4 separate regions of the Homo sapiens genome follow, and regions 1, 3 and 4 are each linked to region 2. Evidence: chromatin contacts called from ENCODE Hi-C or POLR2A ChIA-PET data. All regions are on one chromosome and are shown on one strand. The core of a region is the stretch at or near the end of the contact, and the rest is flanking DNA. Distances in the headings are between cores, read along the strand shown.

The links. A loop is a pair of places that touch in the nucleus more often than their neighbours do. ChIA-PET counts read pairs that join two places held with the same protein, here RNA polymerase II (POLR2A). Pooled maps may share reads with other maps.
Region 1: POLR2A ChIA-PET joins it to region 2 with 10 read pairs in activated T-cell. The contact joins the enhancer-like site here to the promoter of PHF21A in region 2. POLR2A ChIA-PET finds 5 or more read pairs at or near these places in 2 of 52 experiments (HepG2 and activated T-cell).
Region 3: a map of CD8-positive, alpha-beta T cell shows a loop between it and region 2 (13-fold over the local background). The contact joins the promoter of ARHGAP1 here to the promoter of PHF21A in region 2. A Hi-C loop is called at or near these places in 5 of 168 maps with a recorded cell type or tissue (CD4-positive, alpha-beta T cell, CD8-positive, alpha-beta T cell, PC-9 and 2 more), 2 of 37 single-sample maps with no recorded cell type and 17 of 50 pooled maps.
Region 4: a map of naive thymus-derived CD4-positive, alpha-beta T cell shows a loop between it and region 2 (6-fold over the local background). The contact joins the promoter of PRDM11 here to the promoter of PHF21A in region 2. A Hi-C loop is called at or near these places in 1 of 168 maps with a recorded cell type or tissue (naive thymus-derived CD4-positive, alpha-beta T cell) and 11 of 50 pooled maps. POLR2A ChIA-PET finds 5 or more read pairs at or near these places in 3 of 52 experiments (CD8-positive, alpha-beta memory T cell, H1 and HepG2).

The regions. Positions count from the first base shown.
Region 1 is chr11:46,654,460-46,660,288 of GRCh38, reverse strand. It overlaps ATG13 (autophagy related 13), which reads right to left. Exons shown (of 19, transcript NM_001346311.2): 8 at 4,016-4,056; 9 at 3,098-3,194; 10 at 2,667-2,765; 11 at 804-897. Among named protein-coding and RNA genes, the nearest start is that of ATG13, 40 kb to the right of the region's middle. Within about 2 kb of position 1,813, at least 2 of the 41 ENCODE cell types and tissues checked have a DNase peak (open chromatin) inside an H3K27ac peak, as active enhancers do.
Region 2 is chr11:46,117,327-46,123,053 of GRCh38, reverse strand. PHF21A (PHD finger protein 21A) reads left to right here and starts at 1,600. Exons shown (of 19, transcript NM_001352027.3): 1 at 1,600-2,119. LOC105376661 (a long non-coding RNA gene) reads right to left here and starts at 909. Exons shown (of 3, transcript XR_931252.4): 1 at 1-909. RefSeq lists silencers at 768-1,077, 1,518-1,577, 2,991-3,070, 3,141-3,200, 3,384-3,541.
Region 3 is chr11:46,696,957-46,702,550 of GRCh38, reverse strand. It overlaps ARHGAP1 (Rho GTPase activating protein 1), which reads left to right and starts at 1,932. Exons shown (of 13, transcript NM_004308.5): 1 at 1,932-2,000. ZNF408 (zinc finger protein 408) reads right to left here and starts at 1,520. Exons shown (of 5, transcript NM_024741.3): 1 at 1,452-1,520; 2 at 875-1,152. The coding sequence starts at 1,503. RefSeq lists an enhancer at 1,437-1,726 and a silencer at 2,057-2,176.
Region 4 is chr11:45,144,815-45,150,229 of GRCh38, reverse strand. It overlaps PRDM11 (PR/SET domain 11), which reads right to left and starts at 3,591. Exons shown (of 8, transcript NM_001384648.1): 1 at 3,353-3,591. LOC105376652 (a long non-coding RNA gene) reads left to right here and starts at 3,447. Exons shown (of 6, transcript XR_931241.3): 1 at 3,447-5,176. RefSeq lists silencers at 2,841-3,030, 3,111-3,190.

The DNA.
Region 1 (5,829 bases), core at 564-3,063, 540 kb before region 2:
GCAAGTAGAACTGAGGTAGATCTAGAAGAAACCATCTAATGTGAAAGTCAAAGAGGAAAGCAATACTTAATGCAGGCAGAAGAGGAATCTGGAGGCAAGGAAGCTGAGGATGAGTGACTTGTGGTGGAAGGCAAGAAATGTGCCCCAGCAATTCAGCCAGCTGCAAAAATGACTGTTTAGCCAAAGCAGCCTTGGCGCCACACACATTACACAACAAGACCACAGGGGTGCTTTCTCTGGGGAAGCTGACAACAGTGTTTGGAGCCTGTGTTTTATGAAACTGGGTTTGCCACTGAAGACTGAAGTGGAAAAGTTAATGGTTAAAAATGTCTGGATAAGGAATACACACAAGCAGAAATCTGTGTCAACTATAAAGAAAAGCTGTACTACTGGTTTCTCCCTGTCATTTTATGCTAAATAATTTTTGGCTCTTTGGGGCCTCTTCCATTATTAGAAATGAAATTTACCACTCAATAGAGAAGTAGCTATGAAGTTAACAAGTGTAAGTTAGACAAAATCTCTGGTGTCAGAATGCATTTGGAATTCTGTGACTGATGTTCTAGGGAATTTTAAGATGTCACCAGGAAGGTAAGGGCTAAATGTAATCTTGAAGGTTATGAATAATTACAGACTAGAAATACTATCTTCTGGACAAGAAGGCTCTCTCTTACCCCTCAAAGTAACCCCTTTGAAACAATCACCACCACTATTAAAAGGGATTGTAGCTAAATTTGGACACCATTTCATAAAGCCCATATATATACCAAATAACTACCACCACCCCAGAACCTGCTTCCCCCTACCTGGGATGGTGGGGAGGTGGAAAAAGAGGTGGTACACACTTCTTGAGAGTCTTCTACAGACGGGTATATTACTCCAGTGTCCTCACCAGCAGTTCTAAAGTGAAAAGAAAGAAATAATGAATTTTATGGTGGTGGCAGTCAATTTCAGAAAGGCTATAAAAGGTGATTAGATAGAGATGGGACCTGTGCTAAGAACGGTTTCACACAGTTCGTACTGGCAAGAAAGGCATGTGGAGTCCTCAATAATTTCAAACATTCCAGAGAGTGGCACTCAGAGGTTTGACAATGTTTTGTTCTTGTTTCTCATTTTTAAGACAAGGTGTCACTCTGTCACCCAGGCTAGAGTGCTGTGGCATGTCTCACTGCAGCCTTCCCAGGCTCAAGCAATCCTCCTGCTTCAGCCTCGAGTAGCTGGGACTACAGGAATGTACCACCATGCTCAGCTAACTTAATTTTTTGTAGAGACAGGGGTCTCCCTCTGTTGCCCAGGCTGGTCTTGAATTCCTAAGCTCAAGCAATCCTCCAGCCTCAGCCTCCCAAAGTGCTAGGATTACAGGTGTGAGCCACTGCATCCAGCCTGTTTTTTAAACCCAAACATCTTACCTGACCTATTATTTGAGAGAGCATTTTCTTTTCTTTTCTTTTTTTCTAAATTGGTAGACTCACTCACACCTGTAATTCCAGCATTTTGGGAGGCCGAAGCAGGCGGATCATCTGAGGTCAGGAGCTTGAGACCAGCCTGACCAACATGGAGAAACCCCGTCTCTACTAAAAATACAAAAATTAACCGGGCGTGGTGGCGCATGCCTGTAACCCCAGCTACTCGGGAGGCTCAGGCAGGAGAACTGTTTGAACCCAAGAGGTGAAGGCTGCGGTGAGCCAAGATCATGCCACTGCACTCCAGCCTGGACAACAAGAGTGAAAATCCGTCTCAAAAAAAAAAAAAAAAATTGGTAGAAACAGTGTTTCACCACATTGCCTGGGCTGATCTCCAACTCCTGGGCTTGAGCAATCCACAGATCTCAGCTTCCCAAAGTGCCGGGATTATAGGTGTTAGCCACCATGCCTGGTCTGAGAGAGCATTTTCTTAAGCCAGGCCAGTAATGGAGCCACATCTGGGTTTTCAAAGAATTATCAGTAGTAGAGACTCCACGAAACAAGTATCTAAACCCTAAAGCCAAGCCTATTCAATTTCACAAGTCTATCACATAAAGGTACTATCCTTCCTGATATACATCTAGTCTAACCCCTGTTTTCTGAGTTCTAGACCTGGAGACATTTTATTCTGATATGAAACTAATGTGCCAGATGGTAACCTGAAAACCAATTAATTTGTCAAGGATATTCCACAAATCACTGCCACTCTTCTAAGGCTCTAAGTAACTTGTAACTGAGAAAAGTCTTTTTTTTTTTTTTTGAGAAGGAGTCTCACTCTGTAGCCCAGGCTGGAATGCAGTGGTGCAATCTCAGCTCACTGCAACCTCTGCCTCCCAGGTTCAAGCAATTCTCCTGCCTCAGCCTCCTGAGTAGCTGGGATTATAGGCATGTGCTGGCATGCCCAGCTAATTTTTGTATTTTTAGTAGAGATGGGGTTTCACCAAGAAAAGTCTTATCACTAACATCAAGATCCAAAATATCCCAAGAATTTTCTGAGACAGTCTGTATATACTAAGTCTTGGTGTACCTAAGAGGGAGCAGAAAGAAGGGAAACTGGCCCATTTGATTTCTCTCCACGTGGGGTCTCCATCAGTGGCCCCCTGCCCACTGGAGAGTGAGTGCTGAGAAAAGTGTTCCATGTGCTTGTGCAGGATGGATGCTTCTGCCCAGCTGCAGTTTGGGAGAGCACCTTTTCACATTCCTCACCTGTAATTGCAGGGGTGCATGGGAGAGGAGCTGGGATAGGGACGGTCCACAAAGTGATCAATAATAATCCCCATGATAGGTGGGGTCCTCTCAAATTGCCTGTAATACAATAAGCAGATTCCAGTATTTGTTAGAATGCCTTTCCAGCCCCCACAAAGTCCTCAGAGGGCCCCTCACCTTACATCTGTTGGCAGGCACTACCAGAGCTTTAACTATCACAATCCCTAAATATAAACCACCAATCCTACGTTCTGGACAAACTGGCTCTGGGACACTCAAATTCTCCAATCTGGCAACTGCACTCTCTCTTTATTCTTCTGAAGGTACTGCTTTCAGCAAAGCTGAATTGTAGGTTTAGTCTTAAAGTTTAGGAGAAAAAAAACTTTAACATTTTCGGAAGAGTTCTTTTGGATTCCAGGGCTCTTCCTCACCTGGTAGACATGAATGCCAAGTTAATTCTGTAAGCACAAGAAAGAGTGATGGTGCCCACAGGGGTGCCCACTGTCCCAACACGAACTGTCTGGAAGCCTAGGAGAAGAGATACATTATTAGCTTCTTTTGCAGAGAATACTGACACTGCCCCCAGACCGTCTTTCCCTGAATTATTTGGCCTATTGTGTAATCTCTGGCATTATCCACTTAGCATGTTAAGTGCAGCAGCCTTAATTTCATATGTGTGTGTGTGTGTGTGTGTATGTGCGTGTATGTGTGTGTATATATAGGTTTCTTCCCTCTCAATGTATTCTATATTGAGCCAATATTGGCAAGGGAAACAGCACTCTATTTATAGATAAAGCTACCTTCAAAGAGATAAAATAACTGTTAGTTTTAAGGCCTGAGAAAGTTCTACTAACCAGCCCTGCAAAGGATACATCACATGCTAAAAAAGACAATGAAGGAGCACTAGAATGTCACACAAACACTTCAGTTTAAGAAGTAATTGCCTTCCACCCAAGCTGCCACTCCACGGCTAAGTAAAGAGCCAAGGCCTTGCAAGTGACACTTTCAACAAAGCTTTCCTGATTTTCTTGGTTTCATTTCCAATTTTTCAAAATTCTTGTTGTTCATCAGAAACATTTAACATCCTCACTGTAGAAAATTAGGAAAATATACAGTTTTATAAAGAGTAAGAAAGAAGACTGAGTTCCTGGAACTTTGGGAAAAATTATTTGGTTACCCTGGCAGATCAGGGGTAACCTGGACCACCTACCTGCATTCTCATCTTTTCTTTACTTGTATTATGCATATTAAGATGACAATCTACATATTATAACAAGTAGAAACGAAGATCATCTCTGAAGTTAGGAGAGCTCTGAACACTACGATGTTTTTCAACCGTTGATACATACCTTCTCCTAAGCCACTCAGCTGAACTTCTCCAAAATATATCCTGTATGGAAGAAAAAATAAGAAATGTTACCTGATTCTTTACTCCTAAGGGCCTCTATAGCCAAAACACGTAGAAACAAAATAAAACAAAGCCTTCCTTACTCATCTGCTCAAATACCTCTGCTGATGGAGCATTAGTAATTCCTACTACTTCAATTAAGCTACAGGCATGGAGACGTACAGAGTGGGTTGGTTAAAAAATAAGGAAAATAAGGCCAGGCACAGTGGCTCATGCCTGTGATCCCAGCACTTCGGGAGGATCACTTGAGGCCAGGAGTTCAAGACCAGTCTGGGCAACACAGCAAGACCCTGCATTGACAAAAAATAATTTTGCCGGGTGTGATGGTGCATGCCTGGAGTACCAGATAACTGGGAGGCTGAGGTGGGAGGATCACTTAAGCCCAGGAAGTTGACGCTGCAGTGAGCCAAGATTGCACCATTGCATTCCAGCCTGGGCAAAAGGATGAGACGCTGTCTCAAAAAAAGAAATGAGGAAAATAATAATTAAGTGGAAACTGCTATTTAAGTTTCTTCTCTCTGCTACTAAAATGTATTTTAAAATTATACCTACTGAGAAATAAAGAATATATAAATAAAAGTGGCCAACAGGTCTAGGATTGCTACTAGAAGGCACTGGTTTTGTTTTGTTTTGTTTTGTTTGAGACGGAGTCTTGCTCTGTCACCCAGGCTGCAGTGCAGTGGCATGATCTCGGCTCACTGCAACCTCCAGCCTCCTGGGTTCAAGCGATTCTCCTACCTCAGCCTCCCAAGTAGCTGGGATTACAGACGCATGCCACCACGCCCGGCTGTTTTTTTGTTTGTTTGTTTTGCTTTTTGAGACTGAGTCTCACTCTGTCGCCCTGGCTGGAGTGCAGTGGTGCAATCTCGGCTCACTGCAAGCTCCGCCTCCCAGGTTCATGCCATTCTCCTGCCTCAGCCTCCCGAGCAGCTGGACTACAGGTGTCCGCCACCGCGCCCGGCTAATTTTTTGTATTTTTAGTAGAGACGGGTTTTCGCCGTGTTAGCCAGGATGGTTTCGATCTCCTGATCTCGTGATCCGCCCGTCTCAGCCTCCCAAAGTGCTGGGATTACAGGCGTGAGCCACTGCGCCCGGACCTGTTTTTTGGTTTTTTTTGAGACAGTGTCTCGCTCTGTCGCTCAGGCTGGAGTGCAATGGCACCATCTTGGCTCACTGCAACCTCCACCTCCTGGACTCAAGCGATTCTTGTGCCTCAGCCTCCCAAATGGCTGGCACTACAGGTATGCGCTACCATGCCTGGCTAATTTTTGTATTTTTGGTAGAGACAGGGTTTCGCCACATTGCCCAGGCTGGTCTTGAACTCCTGAGCTCAAGTGATACACCCGCCGTAGCCTCCCAAAGTGCTGGGATTACAGGTGCAAGCCACCATGCCTGGCCTGTTTTTCGGGTTTTTTAAAAATAATTTTTGGTAGAGACAGGGTCTAACTATTGCCCAGGCTGGTTGCAAACTCCTGGCCTCAACTGTTTTTTTTGAGACAGGGTCTCAGTGTGTTGCCCATGCTGGAGTGCAGTGGTATGACCACTGCCCACTGCAGCCTCAACCTCCTGGGCTCAAGAGATCCTCTCACCTCAGTCTCCTAAGCAGCTGGGACTACAGGCACGTGCCACCACACCCAGCTAAGTTTTTTTATTTCTAGTATAGACAGGGTCTCGGTGTGTTGCCCAGGCTGGTATCGAACTCCTGAACTCAAGCGATCCTCCCACCTCATTCTCCCAAAGTGCTGGGATTACAGG
Region 2 (5,727 bases), core at 351-2,850:
AAAAGTGCTGAGCTTTAAAAACAAAACCCCCCACCCCCCCATTTGTATTCAGTTGAGGTTGGGGTTTATTGTTATTTAACATTCGAAGGCCAACACTATGTTAAGTCCAGAGTGCTGCACAGATCAGATAATATCACTGTCCAGTAGGGGTTTTTTTTAATCTAAGATTTTTTACTTTTAAAAAATTTATTGTGGTTGGGGGTTTAGAATCCGGTAATACATCCATACAAAAACGTTAAGCTTCAAGTTGAAAACTATCGATTCGAAAATCTAAATAAACCCCCTCCAAAAAAAAAAAAAAAGGCCCTCCCCCGCCCCGCCAAGAAATCTCTCAAAACAAGAATTCTTCTGATGTTTTTCTCCTCCCTGCAATTCTCCATGTTACAGTCCTTGGAGGTAGAATAGGCATAAAATACTTTCACTAATAAAATATGACAAACCGCCGGATTATACGTGGCCGATTCCCAGTGATTGCCCTGCTACACAAAGCAGAAAAGTAAATGCCATCATCCCCCTTAGAACAAAAGAACTTAGGAATAAAAAACATGGAGAGGGGGGAGAAAGCAGCAATAAATAAAGGTGAGCGAAGGCCCCCGTCCCCCGCCCCTCCCGGGAGCGAGTGCTGGACTAAGTACTGCTAATAAAGTGGTTCAAGGGTAGTTATTTGGAAAGGGGGCGGGGTGGCGAGGGGAGGGAGCGGGCGAGCGGCGGCCGGGGATTGCATGTTGCATTCGACTTGAGGTTGCATCTTTCTCCTGTTGCCTGGACCACGCTCCCCCATTGCAGTGCTTCCCCATCACTTCTCCTCGCTCCTGCCCCTCACGGCTTTCCCCCCCCCCCTTCAAACTGCTGTTGCACTGGAGGGAGTTGGGGCCGCTCTGGAGCCCCTTTGCAGCTCCCGCCGGCGGGAGGGGGGAGTTGGGCTCGGGCCGCGGAGTTGGGGGGGCCGCCGCGGGCTCCGGCCTCGCCTCGGCTGCGGCTGCACGGGAGCCGAGCTGCGGCGCTGCACGGGCCCCGGAGTTTGGCTGCCTTCGCCGCCGCTCGGTGCTCGGCCCCATCACCGCCGCCGCCGCCGCCGCTGCACTGGAGTTTGGCTGCCGCTGCCCTACTTCACTCTAGTTTAGTTTCACTCACTTTACATCCGGGTTTTTTCCCTAGGCAATGGGTGCCGCAGCACACCCCGTTCCTTAGGCAAAGTGAAATAAATTCGCCGCACCGACACGTCAAGTAGTCCGCCCGCCCGAGCGCCGCCGCGGGCCCCCGTCGCCCCCCCCGCCGACGCCCCACCGCCCCCGGTGGGGGGACCCGAGCGTCCCGGGAGCCGCGGGCCGAGGCGCGGGGGCCCGGGCCGGCCGCCGTACCACTCCGCCCGGCGGCCCCCTCCCTCCCCGCCGCGGCCCGCTCTCCCCCGGCGCCTCCTCTCCCCTCGCCCTCGTCCCCGCTTTCCCAGCCCCAGTCCCTCTCGCCCGGCTCTCGGGAGCGGCGGGGGCGCGCACGGCGGCGGCGGCGGCGGGCCGGCGGGGCCGCGCGGCGGGCTCCCGCGCGGGCGAGTGTGTCTGGGCCTGGGCGGAGGGATCCCCGGGCTGAGGCGGCGGAGGTGCTGCGGCCCGGGGCCGGGTGGTGAATGGGCTGGTGGTGCTCGCTGCTGCTGCTGAGAGGAGGAGGAGGATGAAGAGTTGGGCTTGTTTGTCTCCTACAGTTTCTCTCCTGCTGCTCTGATTCCCCCCTCCCGATTCCGGCCCGGGGCCTGTGTGTGTCCCTCCTGGAGGAGGAGGAGGATCCAGTTCCTCCCCCCAACCCCCTCCTCCCCACCCCCCCTTGCCTGGGGAAGAGGAGGAAAGAAACAGCCCAGAGAGAGAGAGAGAGAGAGAGTGAGTGAGAGAGAGAGGAGAGGAGAGGAGGAGGAGGAGGAGGGAGAAGGGAACAACCTACCATCTTAACACACTAATATCTAAAAAGTGCGAGAGGCCCAGAGCAGCAGCAGAAGCAGCAGCAGCAGCTCCAGCTTCTTCCCTCCCTCCCCATGAAGAAGAGTTCCCTCCTCCTCCTCCTCCTGCTTCTCCTGCTCAGAGTTCCTGCCTCCAGCTGCCAGGGGGGACAGCCAGCCAGCAGCAGGAGGGTGCAGTATCCCAGCTTTTCCATTCTCTCTTCTTCTCACTCTCCTCTCTCTCTTTTTTTCTGGAGTAGCTCTATTTCCCCTCCCTCCCCCTTCCCCCTCTGCCTCTCTCCTCTCTCCCTCTGTCTTGTCGCTGGTGTTTGTCTCTGGGAGGATCAGGGGCTGCCTGCTTGGAGTTTGTTGTGGGGGGAGGTAGGGGGAGGGGAGGGGTGTGTGGGAGGGAGGAGGGAAAGGGGGGTGTTCTCGTCAGGACCCCTCAGTCAACTTGAGATTTGAGCAATAACTTCCCCTTCGGGGCGCCCCCCTGCGTGCCCTTCCCATACCTCCCCCCCGAAAAAAAAGACAATGGGAAAACCTTGGCTCCCCCCCCTCCCCTCTGCCCTCCACCCCTCCCCAGGATAAATTGGAAGTAAGTTTATGAGCAGCCTCGGAAGCCTGGGCGCAGAGTGCAGGGCCGGAGCCGGTGACAGAGGCGGCGTGCCGGGGGCGGCGGGGAGGGGGCGTCACATTGTCCCGGCGGGGGGCCGGCCGGGGGCTGCGGGCGGGGGCGGGGGGCACGGAGCCTCGCCCGCCCCCCCTCGGCTGTCCCTCGGCCGGGGAGGTAGCTGGGGCTCCTCCATCCCCCCCACCCCACCCCGGGATGCTGTCGGGGGGAAGTTTTTATTATGATTATTTATTTAATTAAAAAAAATTTTTTTTTGGAAAACCATCTTGTTTGTTGACTGAGGGATCTGGTTTAAAAAAAAAAAAGCTGCGGCTGCTGACGCTGCCGGGCCCCAGTGTGTGTGTTTGTGTGTGTGTGAGTGTGAGTGTGTTGGTGCATTTGTCTTGGGTGGCCGGAGCAGCGTTGGGGAAATTCCGCTTATTCTTCTTCTTCTGCAACTTGTTATTCCGGAGAGTCTGCCTGCACCCCTCACCCCGGGGCCGGCCCTCCCGCATTCGCCCCCGCCGCCGGCGGCCGCGGGGCGCCCCCGGGACCCCGAGCGGGCCGGGGCGGACAGGCCGCTCCGAGAGGGGCCGCGGCCGCCCCTCCCCCGCCCGCGCCCCCGCCGGGGGGAGGGGCGCGCGGAGTGGGACTCTTTCCGTTTGGTCCAGCCCCGTCGTGCACGCAGTTCCCAACACTTCTCGTCATCCTCTCTTTGGTCTCTTTATTCTGCTGAGCGGTGCTGTTAGGATTTCTTTTTTTTTTTTTTCCCCTGACCACGTTCGCGATGGTGGGTAGCAGCAAGGTGGCCCTGGTAGGGGAGGGGTTGGTATCGAGATTGGGCACCGGAGGAGAACGCCTTCTTTCAACTTTGTCTGTGGCTTGCACCCCCGGAGAAGGCCACAGGCCGGTTGTCGGGTGCAGATGTGCCGAGAGTGATTTCTAAGTAGTTGAGTTGTTGTGATGAGGGTACGACTGCTAATGGTCGGCAGGTTTTGTTTTCATTGGTGAATCTGGTGTCATCATATTCCGGTCATATGTTGAAATATTCTTTGTTTAGGTCTGGAAGTAGAGGATCTCACTCTGCACGTCCACATTGTGTTGTTTTTAAAATGATGTCTCTGGGAGTCTGGATTTCTAGAATTTCAAATCTGAGTGAAGGTCCGGGCATGTGTGGGCCTCATCACCTGGCCTTGACAGTGAACTTTGTGGCTGTGTTTCAGATTTCAAAGATTTGCCCCATAGCTGGGGAAGGAGTTGTGCATTTTTGCTAATAGTCGGTGTCAGGAATGTAGATGCTCGAGCTGGGAAAGTTAGAGAGGGAAGAACATTTATATATAAATAATGGATAGTTGAATATTAGAATCAGATTAATTTGGGCTGATGAAAGTTTTTTTTTTTTAAAGCAGTTGTGCACTCTGGGAAGGAAGTCTTTTCACAGGTTCACTTGATAGGGATTCTTTAAGGCGAGGGGCTGGAATTATCTCCTTTTTGAGCGAGTTCTCACCAACATCTGTAGCTTTATTGAGGGCCTGGTAAGGGTACTGAAATTGAGGCTAAACCATGTAAGCGTACTTTTCAGTGTTTATGATATTTGTTTACATCTGGTGTTCACTCTAAGCAATAGAAATAAATAGGTCAGCTTTGCTTTTGGTCTTTGAAGACTGGCCCCCTCCTTCCTTTTTTAAGTTTCACAATTTATTTGGTTTACAGCATTGTTGGAAACTGTTACTACATTTTTACTGGAAATACTATTATTCATTTTAATTTTGGTAAGTTCCTTCTTATTCTCTTCTTCTGTCTTTACTTGTTTATGGAATCGGTGTTGTGGGCTTAAAACTAGTTTATTTTAGGGGGTCATTAAAAATGTCTGAAAAATACATTTTCAAATCCCAGGACCTATCTTTTCATGGCAAAGAGGAAATTTTGTGTACAGTTATGCTAATGTTTATAAAAAAATTTCTGTACTTAAAACGTTTGTAGATGTACAACTATCCTTAAGTGAAGAGCATAGTAATAGTGCACAAAGTTCTCAAAACACAAACATCTGGCTAACATGTTACGAATATTCCAGGGGCTTTTTTTTTTTTTTTTTTAACATCAGACTTTTGCTTTTGGTAACATAATAGTATTTACAGTTTGACTGACATTGCTTGGCTGCCCATAATAAAGTGTTTTGCTTGGGTGCTATTGAATGCTTTTTAACTTAGTTTTTAGACAATTTTGCAGGCTTTATTTAAGCATGTTGTATTTTGGACTGAGGCAAGTCTTTGTGGAACTGGAGTAGTAATAGATGAAAAAGACACCTACCTGGGCTAAATTGTATTTTTAGAAGGTATAAGTGATGGATGGGGCCTATTTCTTTTAGCTTTGAAGGGTCCATCCTTTTTCCTATTCAGTCTTCTGGAAGGAGCTGCCTCTGAAATACTCTTCTTCTGCTTACATGAAGATCTCTAAATGCTATCCAGCAGGAGGTGCTACAGCAAGATAAAGGAAATTTTTGAATTTTGAGGGTCTTGCTACTTATTACAGCTCTGCTTAGCTTCAGCTAAGCAACAGGATTAACACCTTAAAGTTCCAGAAAGATTTTGAGTAAGTCCATTTAAAAATTCCATTCATAAATAATGTTTGCTACTTGAAAGTGAAGTCTTTGACTGTACAAAGTAGATGTGCGATTGCGGATAGTATAAGGATTCTGGCCCTTGGTACAGAGCACTGTTTAGAATTATTTTATTTGGAAGGGGAATTAGTCTTGTGTTGATGAGTGGGATGTTGAGCATGTATTTTAAAAAATTATTTGTAATTGTTATAAACAAAAGTAGTTGGTATGATTTAGGGCTTTAAGCCTTGTTATCATCCCTATAATATTAATACAAATAGGATATAGAGTAGTTGAGATTTTGGAAAGGGGTATAGTGTGTTGAAAAAATTTTAGACTTCTTGTAGTTTTTTCCCCTCGGATTTACAGACTATGATTCTAATATAGATCAATTTTTAGGCACTCGGCTTTATAAATACATATGGTTGATGTACTTAAGTTAGCCTGCAAAGACTGAGATTCTTGAACTGTAAGTCAAGTTGTATCAGTGGTAGGTCATTGTTGATGTAACAGTAACTGCATAAAGATGAATATAGCTACTTTAACAGTTTCATAGCATTTATAGCACATGGTCCTTTGAAACTCTGT
Region 3 (5,594 bases), core at 683-3,182, 580 kb before region 2:
TCTGATTCTTCATTCAGTAAGGACCAAAAAGTCTGTCTCCTCACCTCCCTCCCAAGGGTATGGAGAATTACTAAATTGAACACATTACTGTCTTCCAGTGAGTACTAAACAGAAAAAGTAATAAGGAACACCAGCTTTTTAAAATGGTATTTATTGGGCCAGGCGCGGGGGCTCACACCTGTAATCTCAGCACTTTGGGAGGCCCAGGCAGGCGGATTACTTGAGGCCAGGAGTTTGAGACCAGCCTCACCAACATGGTGAAACCCTGTCTCTACTAAAAATACAAAAATTAGCTGGGTGTGGTGGTGCACATCTGTAATCCCAGCTACTCGGGAGGCTGAGGCATGAGAATCACTTGAACCTGGGAAGTGGAGGTTGCAATAAGGCGAGATCGTGCCACTGCACTCCAGCCTGGGCGACAAAGCAAGACTGTCTAAGAAAAAAGAAAAATAAATAAAATAAAATGGTACTTATTGTGCAGTGAAACCTTTTATCTTCACTATTTCATCAGCTCCTCCATATAATCCCAAGAGAGCCACTGCTTTGTTTCACAGATGAATTAAATGCGGCACGTAATTTAACCAGCTAGGTGACAAAGCTGGAATTTGATCCCATGCTTTCTTAATTCCAAAAACCTTAGCTCTTGACCTTCCTCACTCACTGCTGACACTGTATGATTCCAGCTTTCAACAACTTTTCAAACCTCGATTCTTTAACTACTGCTGCTGAGAGGAGACAGTCCTGAAGAGAAGGGACAAGACTATCTCCTATCTCTTGAAATACTCTCTTTCTTCAAATTGAAAAGCTGTCTAGCAATGTCCAAACCTCCCCTACATTTTCAAGGGCGGAGGGAAGTCGCTCTATCCTTCAATACCTCCTCCTGCCGTGGCTTTACTCCCTCGCCCTTCTCCTTGGAGGCAGACTCCTCTTCCAGCGGCCCCCACAGCAGGCCGGGCTGCAGGGGGTCCCCGACACACCAGACCCCCAAGCGCTGTTCCTTGGCGAGTGAGGGGCCAAGGGCCAAGCCCCGGGGAAGGCTCTTTAAAGCGAGGATGTCTCGGGTCGGCTCGGGTGGGACGTCTTTGAGGCCCTGCGTACAGCCTTCTCCGGAAGGGTTCCATCCTAAGTCCAGGCCCAGGCGCGGCTCGCGGGCTGCAGAGAGAAGGGAAGACAGTGAGGGAGCCACCCAAGAAGGTGGGAGGTGGGGAAAAGTGTGGGAGGAAACCGCAGGTCCAGGTGGGCCTGCGGAGCCCGAGGGACAGGTGAGGGCTCTAAGGAGGGCCCTGAAAGTTTTGAGGAGGCTCAAGGGCTCTTCAGAAGCCCCCAGCGACTCTGAGGGCACTGGAGGATCCTGGGATCCGGAGGAGAGAAGACTGAGGAGAAAGCTGACCACAGAGCGTCAGATCCACCTGGGCCAAGGTTGAGGGTCGCGGACATCGCAGGTCACTCACCGAGTTGCAGCGCCTTCTTCCCCTCCAAGAGCAGCTCCTCCGCCTCCTCCATTCCGGGTCAGAAAGCCTCCCTACGCCGGAAGTGAGCTTCCTCTTCTCAGCTCCTCCAGGAAACAGTCACGGACTTCCAAATTTTTTTCTCAGGAAAGAAGCCTCAGAGCTGGACCTCATTGGTGCACAGGACTGGGAGTTTGGGAGTACTGGGGAGGCAGAACTCTGTCCGAGAGCAATGCGAACCTCGGATTCCGGAGGTGCACCAGTGATTCGACTAGCTGGGAAAGCGGAACTAATTGTTCCAGCCATCTCTTTGGGAGCGACGAGTCGGACAGTTATGCTGTTACCTCCCCGAGGCAGGAACTTAGGCGGGCATGTGCAGGAAGTGGGCGGGGCTCCTGGAAAGGCCATGTTTGGGGCCGGAAGTGGGTTGGAGGTGTGGCGGAAATGGTTGGGGATAGAAGAGAGCGGGAGGGGGCGGTTCCCGTTCCACCGCGGAGCCGGATGTTTGCCGAGCCTTGACAGGCGTGGCAGAGGGAGCAGTGCCCGAGCGCGGTGAGCTGCTGGGCGCGGGGTCTCCCCGGGTGGGGATGGGGAAAGGAAAGGAGCTGGCCAGGTCGTCCGAAGGGATGGGGTCCGGATGGGGAGGACCGGAGCAGATCCGAGGAGGGGAACGGGGGTGGAACTGGGCTCAGAGGCCTGGCCTTCCTGCAGGGTTTCTGCCCCATTTTGGCGCCTGCAATAAGAGGACTTAATCATTTTCACTACCTTCTTCCTGCCTTCCCCAGGGCAGAGTCCAGGCCGGATCGCTGTCATCCAGCAAGCCGGCGGGAGGGGGAAATCTCCCAGATCTGATCTGGCAAAGCACTAAGAAGAAGAAATTTGGGGGAAGTGTTCCTCCTTGCCACTTATTAGGCCACGCTTTCAGTTCAACTTATTTATTTTTTTAAGACGGAGTTTCACTCTTATTGCCCAGGCTGGAGTCTCGGTTCACTGCAACCTCCGCCTCCCGGATTCAAGCGATTCTCCTGCCTCAGCCTCCTGAGTAGCTGGGATTACAGGCGTCCGCCACCACGCCCGGCTAATTTTTGTATTTTTAGTAGAGACAGGGTTTCACCATGTTGGCCAGGCTGGTCTCGAACTCCTGACCTCGTGATCCTCCCGCCCCCGCCTCCCAAAGTGCTGGGATTATAGACGTGAGCCACTGCGCCCGGCCTCAGTTCAACTTCTTAATCTGTGAAACAGGATAATTGCAAAACGTAACCTGGGCTTTGTAAACCGTGAAGCTCTATGCAAACATAATTGTAGTTGAGAGTTGTAATTGCTGTTGTATTGTGGTGGGATTTGCAACTGGGAGGCCGATTCCAACGTTGAGAATATGATTTCTTTTCTTTTTTTTTTTTTAGACGGAGTCTCACTCTGTCGCCCAGGCTGGAGTGCAGTGGCGTGATCTCGGCTCACTGCAACCTCCGCCTCCCGGGTTCAAGCGATTCTTCTGCCTCAGCCTCCCAGGTAGCTGGGAGTACAGGCGCGCGCCACCACACCCGGCTAATTTTTGTATTTTTAGTAGAGATGGGGTTTCACCATCTTGGCCAGGTTGGTCTCCAAATCCTGACCTTGTGATCCGCCCGCCTCGGCCTCCCAAAGTGCTGGGATTACAGCCGTGAACCACCGTGCCCGGCTGGTCCTCTCTTTCCTCACTGTAAAATGAGCTTAGTAGAACATGCCTCATCAGTGCTATCGTGAGGTTGAGTTTGTGTCCCCAGTTCATGGTCCTATATAGGCCCTCAACAAGTGTGGGTTCCCTTCTTTACTTAGGAGATGAATTAATTGGTTCATTCATTCAACAAATGATAGCATCTACTATATATCAGGTGTCATTCTGAATAGACCAGAAGTTCTTAAACAGTGATTCTCAGAAGGTGTATGAACCTCTTAAAATTGCATACATCTCCTAAGTTTTCTTAGGGAAAAAGTCCACACATGTTACCAATTTCAGAAAAGTCTACAACTTCCTAAAAGTGATTGCCTAAGGTGATCCTTAAGATTTTTGTAAAGGTTTACCTGCTGAGAATGGAAAAATTAATCTCAGAGTTGGGTGTATTTTGCACAGAGTAGAGCAGGCTTGTGGGTGGCTGGTGTCTTAAACAGGCAGGATACTTCATTTCTACTACTTGATGTTAGAATTTCCCTGTGCTAGCTTCCTCACCCTCCCACTGAATGGGAGTTTAACTTCCAGGCTCAGAAGTTAAACTGTGGGTTGGGGGTAGTGGGAGGGGCCAGTCTGACTGGGAGATGGGAACCACTGGGCTTAGTTATGCTGGGAAAGGAGGTTATGTGGGGGCGTTGAGGGAGGTCATGTCTGGAAGAACTGACAGCATAGAAGAGCAGTCACTGGAAAAGAGGTGAAGTTCAAGTTCAGCTCCCTTTTAGATGGTGTCCTTCTCCCTCCTTCACATCCACCCCAGCTCCCAGCTGCTCCTTTTTTTTTTTTTTTTGAAACAGAGTTTTGCTCTTTTGCCCAGGCTGGAGTGAAGTAGCTTGATCTCAGCTCACTGCAACCTCCACCCCCTGGGTTCAAGTGATTCTCCTGCCTCAGCCACCTGAGTAGCTGGGATTACAGGCACCCACCACCATGCCTGGCTATTTTTTTTTTTTGTACTTTTAGTAGAGATGGGGTTTCACCATGTTGGCAAGGCTGGTCTTGAACTCCTGACCTCTGGTGACCCACCCACCTTGGGCTCCCAAAGTGCTAGGATTACAGGCATGAGCCACCGTGCCCGGCCCCGGCTGCTCCTTCTAATCCTGTTGTTCACTGCAGCACAAAGTATTTCTGAACACTGGAGAATTATATTTCTGGGAGGCGCCATTGCCTCTACAGAGGAGGAAATTTAGGCCCAAGTAGGAAAAGGACTTGCTCAGCATCTTTGCAGCTCACTGGCTTAGGCAGGATGATAATCCAGCTCTCCATACTACCTCATCATTTCATGGCATCAGCACCTACTTTGTGCAGAAAGATGTCTCTGGGATAGCTGTAGGTGGGGCTGAAGGAGCCCCTGGTCCCTGGGCAGTGACAGGCTGAATAGAAAGGGTAGAGAGAAGGCTCTGGCCTGGAGGGGGTTGCTTTGAGCTGGATTCTGTCTTTATTACCCAGCTGGAGGTCGCTATGGGGAGCAGCTCCCACAGCCTCCTGGCTGGATGGCAGGAAGCACATGTAGATATTGAAGGGTTGAAGGGTTGAAGGGTTGAAGGCTGAAGGGGAGTGAGGGAGCTGGGCTTTGGCATCACTCAGAGAAATGCATTCCTGACCGTGAGGGATCATTCTTCTCTGTGTTCTTGGGAAGGGATTATATTTTGGTGGTAACCAGGGGTAGTGGATGAGGACAGGGGACAGGGAGAGGAAGAAGAGGGTTTTTTTGGGCTGTTTTCGCTGGTTGGCTTTGGCTTGGGAGCATGAAACAGCGTTACCACTCAATCCGTGTGGTTGCCCTGGTGATAGGGTGGCTGTTGCTAGGCACAGGGAGAGGGCTCACCATCCAGGGCCCTTGGCTGTGATGTGATGTGTGCAGGAGGTTGTCAAGTGGCCTCAGAGCCCAGAGTCTGTGGCTCTGGGATGGCAGCTCTCCCCCTCTTCTTCCTGCCCACCCCCAGGGCTTGTCTGCTCTCCTTATCTGCCCTGCTGATTCTCTGACCATATATGTCAGTTTTGGGGCTCCAGGAATGCAGCTGGACATGGAGCAGCCTCTTCCCTGGGGTTAGACTGAATAGGTTGAACTAAAAACTGCCCTCCCTCATGTGGGGAGCTTGTGGCAGGAGGGGGAGTTGCTGCCCATTAGGGCTGAGGGCAGAGGTGCCTACCCCCAGGCTGCATGCGGCTGCAGCCTTCTGGCCAGATTCCAGACCTACAGAAACCCAGCTTGGTGGTCGAGTCTGCCTTGTGCCTGCCGGAGCTGCTGTTCTGCTGGTGACCTCCTCATCTCAGCACCCCAGACATCACGAGCATCCCCCTTTCCCATCTGCGCCCTCCAATCCTTAGGGCCGTCAACCTTTCCACCTTGAAACTGGTGTCAGGAGCACCCTGCAGAGTAAGAGTGGGCTTGGACGCCCCTAGGAGCCTGCAGACTGTCTGCAATGACTGGCAGGCGATTC
Region 4 (5,415 bases), core at 2,342-4,841, 970 kb after region 2:
GGATGTGAAGATGGAGGAGGAAGGATGAGGAGGCCTCATCAGGAGAGGGGGTGGAATGCAAGGTCAGGGCAGAAGGAACAGCATGAGGAAGGCCCATGTGAGGCAGAACATGACAAATGGGAGGGACAAAAGATGGTGTCCCTGCAGAGTCTGGAGGGCAGCTGGATTTCTGTCATTCTCCTCACAGCAGGGGGAGTCCCTGAAGGTCTTTCAGGCAGGGGTTTATAAGCTCAGATATGCATGTCGAAAAGATCACCCTAGCTGCTTTCCAAGTCAGGGTCCTCTCTCTGTGCATTAACTGCACATGCACTACTTGTCTCTCTGCCTAAAATGCCTCTCTAGTCCCTGCATCGGTCAGCACAGGCTAAGTTATGCTGCAGTAACAAACAGCCCCAACAGCTCAGCAGTTTAAAACAGCAAAGGTTTAGTTTTCACTCATGTTGCATGTCCATCATGGGTCACCAAGGGCTTCACGCACGGAGTGACACAGGGACTCAGGCTGGCAGCAGCCACCACCATCCCGCCTTACTACCAGTTGCCATGCCACAGGGAAAGTGCACTGTGGAGGGTCTCACACCAGCAATTAAATGCTGTGGCCCAGAAGTGACGTGAATCACTGTCATTTATAATTCACCAGCCAGTCATGGGGCCCCCACCCAAGCGCAGGTAGAGCTCCAGTCAACCTACTGTGGAAATGGAAGAACCGGAAATAGTAAGAGGAAAGCACTAAGGACCACCAGACACTCCCATCCCACTGTGCCCTTTGCTAACCTTAATTTATTCATTAGATGACAACAGCTCAAGGATTTGAGGAGGAAAGGCCAGCCTATGTAGGAGAGATCGGGGTATGGAGTTCAGAGAGATCTAGGAGAGGATAGAAGATGAGGTCAAGGGCAGGGGCCAGATCATTCGGTAGCTTTTAGGTCACTACACCAATTTGGTTCTTTATCCCCAACACACTGGAAAGACTTCTAGGTGTTTAAAGCAGGAAATGGGATGCCTGATATGATCCTATTTGGAATGGATCACTCTGACTGCCATGAGGGGGTGACTGCAGGTAGACATTAGGAGGCTCTTGCTGTTGTCCTGGGGAGAGACAGCGATGGCTTGACTACAACACTGGGGAAGAGGGGATGGAGAGAAGTGGATGGGTTCATTTGAGAGGATAAAGTTATCTGGGTCTGGAGATGGAGTAGATTGGGGTGACAGAGACAGAGACACCAAGGCTTCTGCCTTAAAGAGTAGTGGGACAGTGTGCTCTTGGCCAAGATCAGAGCCCTAGAAGAGGTTTAGAGAGGAAGATTATGGACACCTTTGGCCACTGTGGGTTTGTCATGCCTATGAGACAGCCAAGAGAGCAGGCCAAGAAGGCAGCTGAATCCACAGGCAGGACTCCCGACTCCTACCCCAGTGTTCTTTACTTTATACTTGCCAACAACCTGGAACCAGGGAAACTCCCTGTAAGTCCAGGAGAGGGCAGATCCAAATAGGAGAAATCCTACTTGACACCAAGGAGAAGAAATTGATGGAACACATCAACCCAAGAAGTCTAGACGACAGAACTGTAACTCAGGTCAAATGAGTCCATAAGTGCAGAGGTGATGGCTATCATGACCAATCTAGGACTCCTAGGACAACTGAGGGGAGTCCCTCATCTTTGTGAACGTCACCAGGGAAGGAAACGAGACCCTGCCACCAGCTGTTCCTTGGGGCCCTGTCAGTTTGAGACTGGATGGACCACGGTGGGGTCTGTGGGGGCAATTCTGATATTCCCAGGTCAGTACCTTCTGCCGTGATTCTGGGGGAGAACACTTCTTAAACAGTATGCCAGGCCCTGGAACAGGCATTTCATCTTTGCTATCTCATTTAATTTCACAACTTCCTTGCCGGGCAGGTTTTGTTGGACTCAGGGATGGAGACACAAGGCTCAGAGAGGCCAAAGACAACGATGTGAAGTCCAAAGTCAGACAGTGACTATGAGGAGGAGGTAGAATTCAAAGAGAGAAAGCCTTTCCATTAAACTGAATACAGCAAGAGGTCTGGGCTCTATTCCCAGAAGGGAAGGTTTCTACACGTGCCCTATAGAACTCTGCTTGTCCACCTTTCAGAGAGTCGGCGGGCAAAGACTGTGCCCTGCTCCCCAACTACGACCCTACACCTCCAACAATGACCCTAGGAAAGCCCGAACCTTCCTCCCTCCCAAGAGGAAATGTGGGCAAGGACCAGCTTGGTTGCTACAGGCATCATGCTCCACAGAAAATTCTTCTGTCCCCAAACCCCCAAAGTTTATAGGGTTTCCAGGTACCAAGAGCAATCTCTCATCATTGCCTCCTGGCCCCACGCACAAAGGGCTGGGTGTGTTTCCTTACAGCCACTCTAAATTATACAGCACAGCCTTTCTCCACACGAAGCAAACGTCTAGGAAAGAGGAGACGTTTCACATTTTTCTCCCCTAAATCCCAGCCCAGCCTGGGGGGTTCTAAGCCCCCATCTCCCAACTGGGCTCTAGACACACACCAGCAATTTTTCACCAGCATCGCCCAAGACATTGGTATTCTCTTTGCAGCGACTCGCCTAGAGCACGCTGGCCTTGACCGGAGAGAGGTCATTGGCCGCTAAGTTTCTGCAGTTTCTGCATAGGAGAGTACCTTGGGGACTGCGAGTGGGGGGTGGAGGCTACGCTCCGGAGAGGTTTCCCGAAGAGTCTACACCGCAACTGACACTTAAAACGCATTCCAGAAATGCCCTCCGGCTCGGCCACGCTTCGCGGGCAATCGCGAACCGCGATGGAGAAGGCTTCGTCGCATCCCAAAGGACGCCTCCCACCTTCATCCCCGAGCACCCCGCAGCAGCCCCCGGCGCGGGGCCGAGGGCGTCCGCGAGAACTAGGCCGGCGGCCGCGGCGAGCCCTCTGGCGTCGGCGTCCGCGCCCCGCCCCGTCCGTGTCACCGCGTTCTCATTCCGAGCGCTCGGCCCGGGCCGCCACTCCCATTGGTCGGCGGCCACGTCCGTCAGCGGGCGCGCCGCTTGCGGAGAGAAAAGGCTACATTGTAACAAGGCGAGGAGCGAGCGAGCTGGGAGGAAGGAGGCGGAGGGCGGCCCCCGGCTCCCGCGGCGGCGGCAGCTACCTGCCGAGGGTTCACCCACCTCGCGGCCACGGCGGGCCGCCCCCCACCCCGCGCCGGCGCCGTCCGGACCCCCGCCCCGCGCCCGCGCCGAGACCCCCGGCCGCCCCCGCCCCCAGCCGCCGCTCCCGGCCCCCGCACCGGCGGCCCCCGCGCTCGCTGGCAAACTGCCGAGCGCTCTCCGAAGCCATTTTCAATGGCCACATTGGCTACCGGGGCTGACTCACCTTCCCGGGAATGCTGCGGCAGCCGCGGGGCCCGGGCGGCGAGAGCGGCCCGGCGGGCGGCTCGGCGGAGGCGGCGCGGCCTCGGCTGGCGGCCCCCGCGGAGGGAGCGGCCGCGCTGCGGGCGCGCTGGTCCCCGGCGAGGCAAAGTTTCAGCGCCAGCCTCGGCGCGGCGGCGGCGGCGACTCGCTGCTGCTCTCCTCCCCTGCTTTGACCACCATCTTATTAGTACAGGAAATGACATGGAAAACGGAAGAAAGCGGCGTTTGGGGCAGACGCGGACCCCCCAATTCAGGGGCCGGAGCCGGGACTCACCAGCCGCGTCCCGACCCGGCCCCGGAGAAAACTCCCGGGGCCCCTTAGGCCCGCGCCCTGCCCGGAGGGGGGAACCCGGCTCTCCAAACCCAAAGGGAGAGGGAGCGTTTTATAATCCAGCCCGTGGAGAAATCGAGAAAAAAATAGATGAAAAAAAGAAAAGGTTAAGAGAGAACTTTCGAACTGGGATACTTTTTTGGGGTCAGAAGTAAAAGTTCTCAAATTTTAATAAAGTCATTGTGAGGGGGGCTCCCTGGCTCTCCCGGTCGCGTGGCTGTCCATTTGGAACCAAATAGTCGGGGGGAGTCGACGCGTTTGGATTTTTAACCCTTTCAGGGCTCCGCGGCTGGCCCCCTCCCGGTCCCATTTAACCCTTTGAATGCTCAGCAGTTTGGAGATACAAACTGAAGTTGCGAGACGCAGGCGTCCCGCGAAGGCTGAGGGTGAGGGGCTTGGGGTTCGTTAAAAATATTAACTCTTTATGTGGGGTTGCGGTTTTGTAGTCACGAATCGCACATGTTCTTCAAGTCAAAATATGTTACAGAGGGAGAGAGATTCTGAGAACTGGAGGGGCTGGTCCCTGGCTGGCTTGGAAAAGATGTTTAAGCGGCATTCACTTGCTCGATTCCTCAGTTTCTCCATCTGTGAAATGGGATTCGACATCACAGAGAGGGGGTGAAGAGGGAAAGACTGGGCCGGGGGTGGAATTGTCACAGAGTGCTTGAGTGCTTGACATGCTTTCCTGAGCGCCTGGAAAACTGACAGGTTGCGATGGGGCTGGAAGCCTTGGAGGAGGGCAAGGGACACTGCAGGGTGGCGTAACCAGGACAACCATTCCCCAATCAACCCCTTTCTCGTGGCGTCCTCTACAAGTCCTGTGGCCCAATGGCGACGTCTCTCCTACCAAGGGAGGATGCTCTGTGCAAGCTCCAAAATTGGGGCAGTAAACCCCAGTTGGTGATTCCCAGGAAGGCACCTGGGCGAGGCGCTGTCCAGTGCTTTCCCCAAACATCCACGAAGCCCTGCAAGAGTTGCCCAGACGGCCCCCAGAGGGTACTACCCCAGGGAAGCCTCCTCCCAAGGCGGAAGGAGTTCCGTGTCAACCTTGCTGCTGGCGATCCGCAGATGGGCGTTCATGGTCAGATGGGCGTTCATGGTCAGATGGGGGTGCTCATGGCTTTTGGAATCTGGATGTGGAGCTGGAGGCGGTGGGGGTGATGAGGGAGGGAGCACTGTGGGTACCACATCATTTGTTTCCCTTGACTCTGGCGTCACAAACACAGCTTCTTGGAATCTCATGCCTGTTACTGGCTGTGTGATCTGGAGCAACTGGCTTCACCTCTCTGAGCCTTTATTTCCCACATCTGCAAAGTGGTGCACAGTAATACCCACGTTCCTGGCTCTGTGTAAGGAGCCATGAGAGTGTATTTAAAGGGCCCAGCACCCAGCTGCTCTCAGTAGATGCTCAAGAGACAGTAACAACCCTATCGTTATATGAGGTTCAATGCAACTGTAAGTTTCCTGAGTATTTCTCTGCTTGGTGCCAGGCAGAGTGTCGGGTACTGGGGGACGGGGGTTGGGGGAGGGGTTCCACGATTAGAATGACAAGATCCTTCAGGCAGGTCTTGGTCTGCCCAAGAGATGAAGGCACTCGCAGATAACTTCAATTAATTCAGAACTGAATGCACCTCCAGTTGCACTGAGCATGGTTTTGGATGCCAAGTGCCCGGCCGAGAAAAGAGCACTGAGGA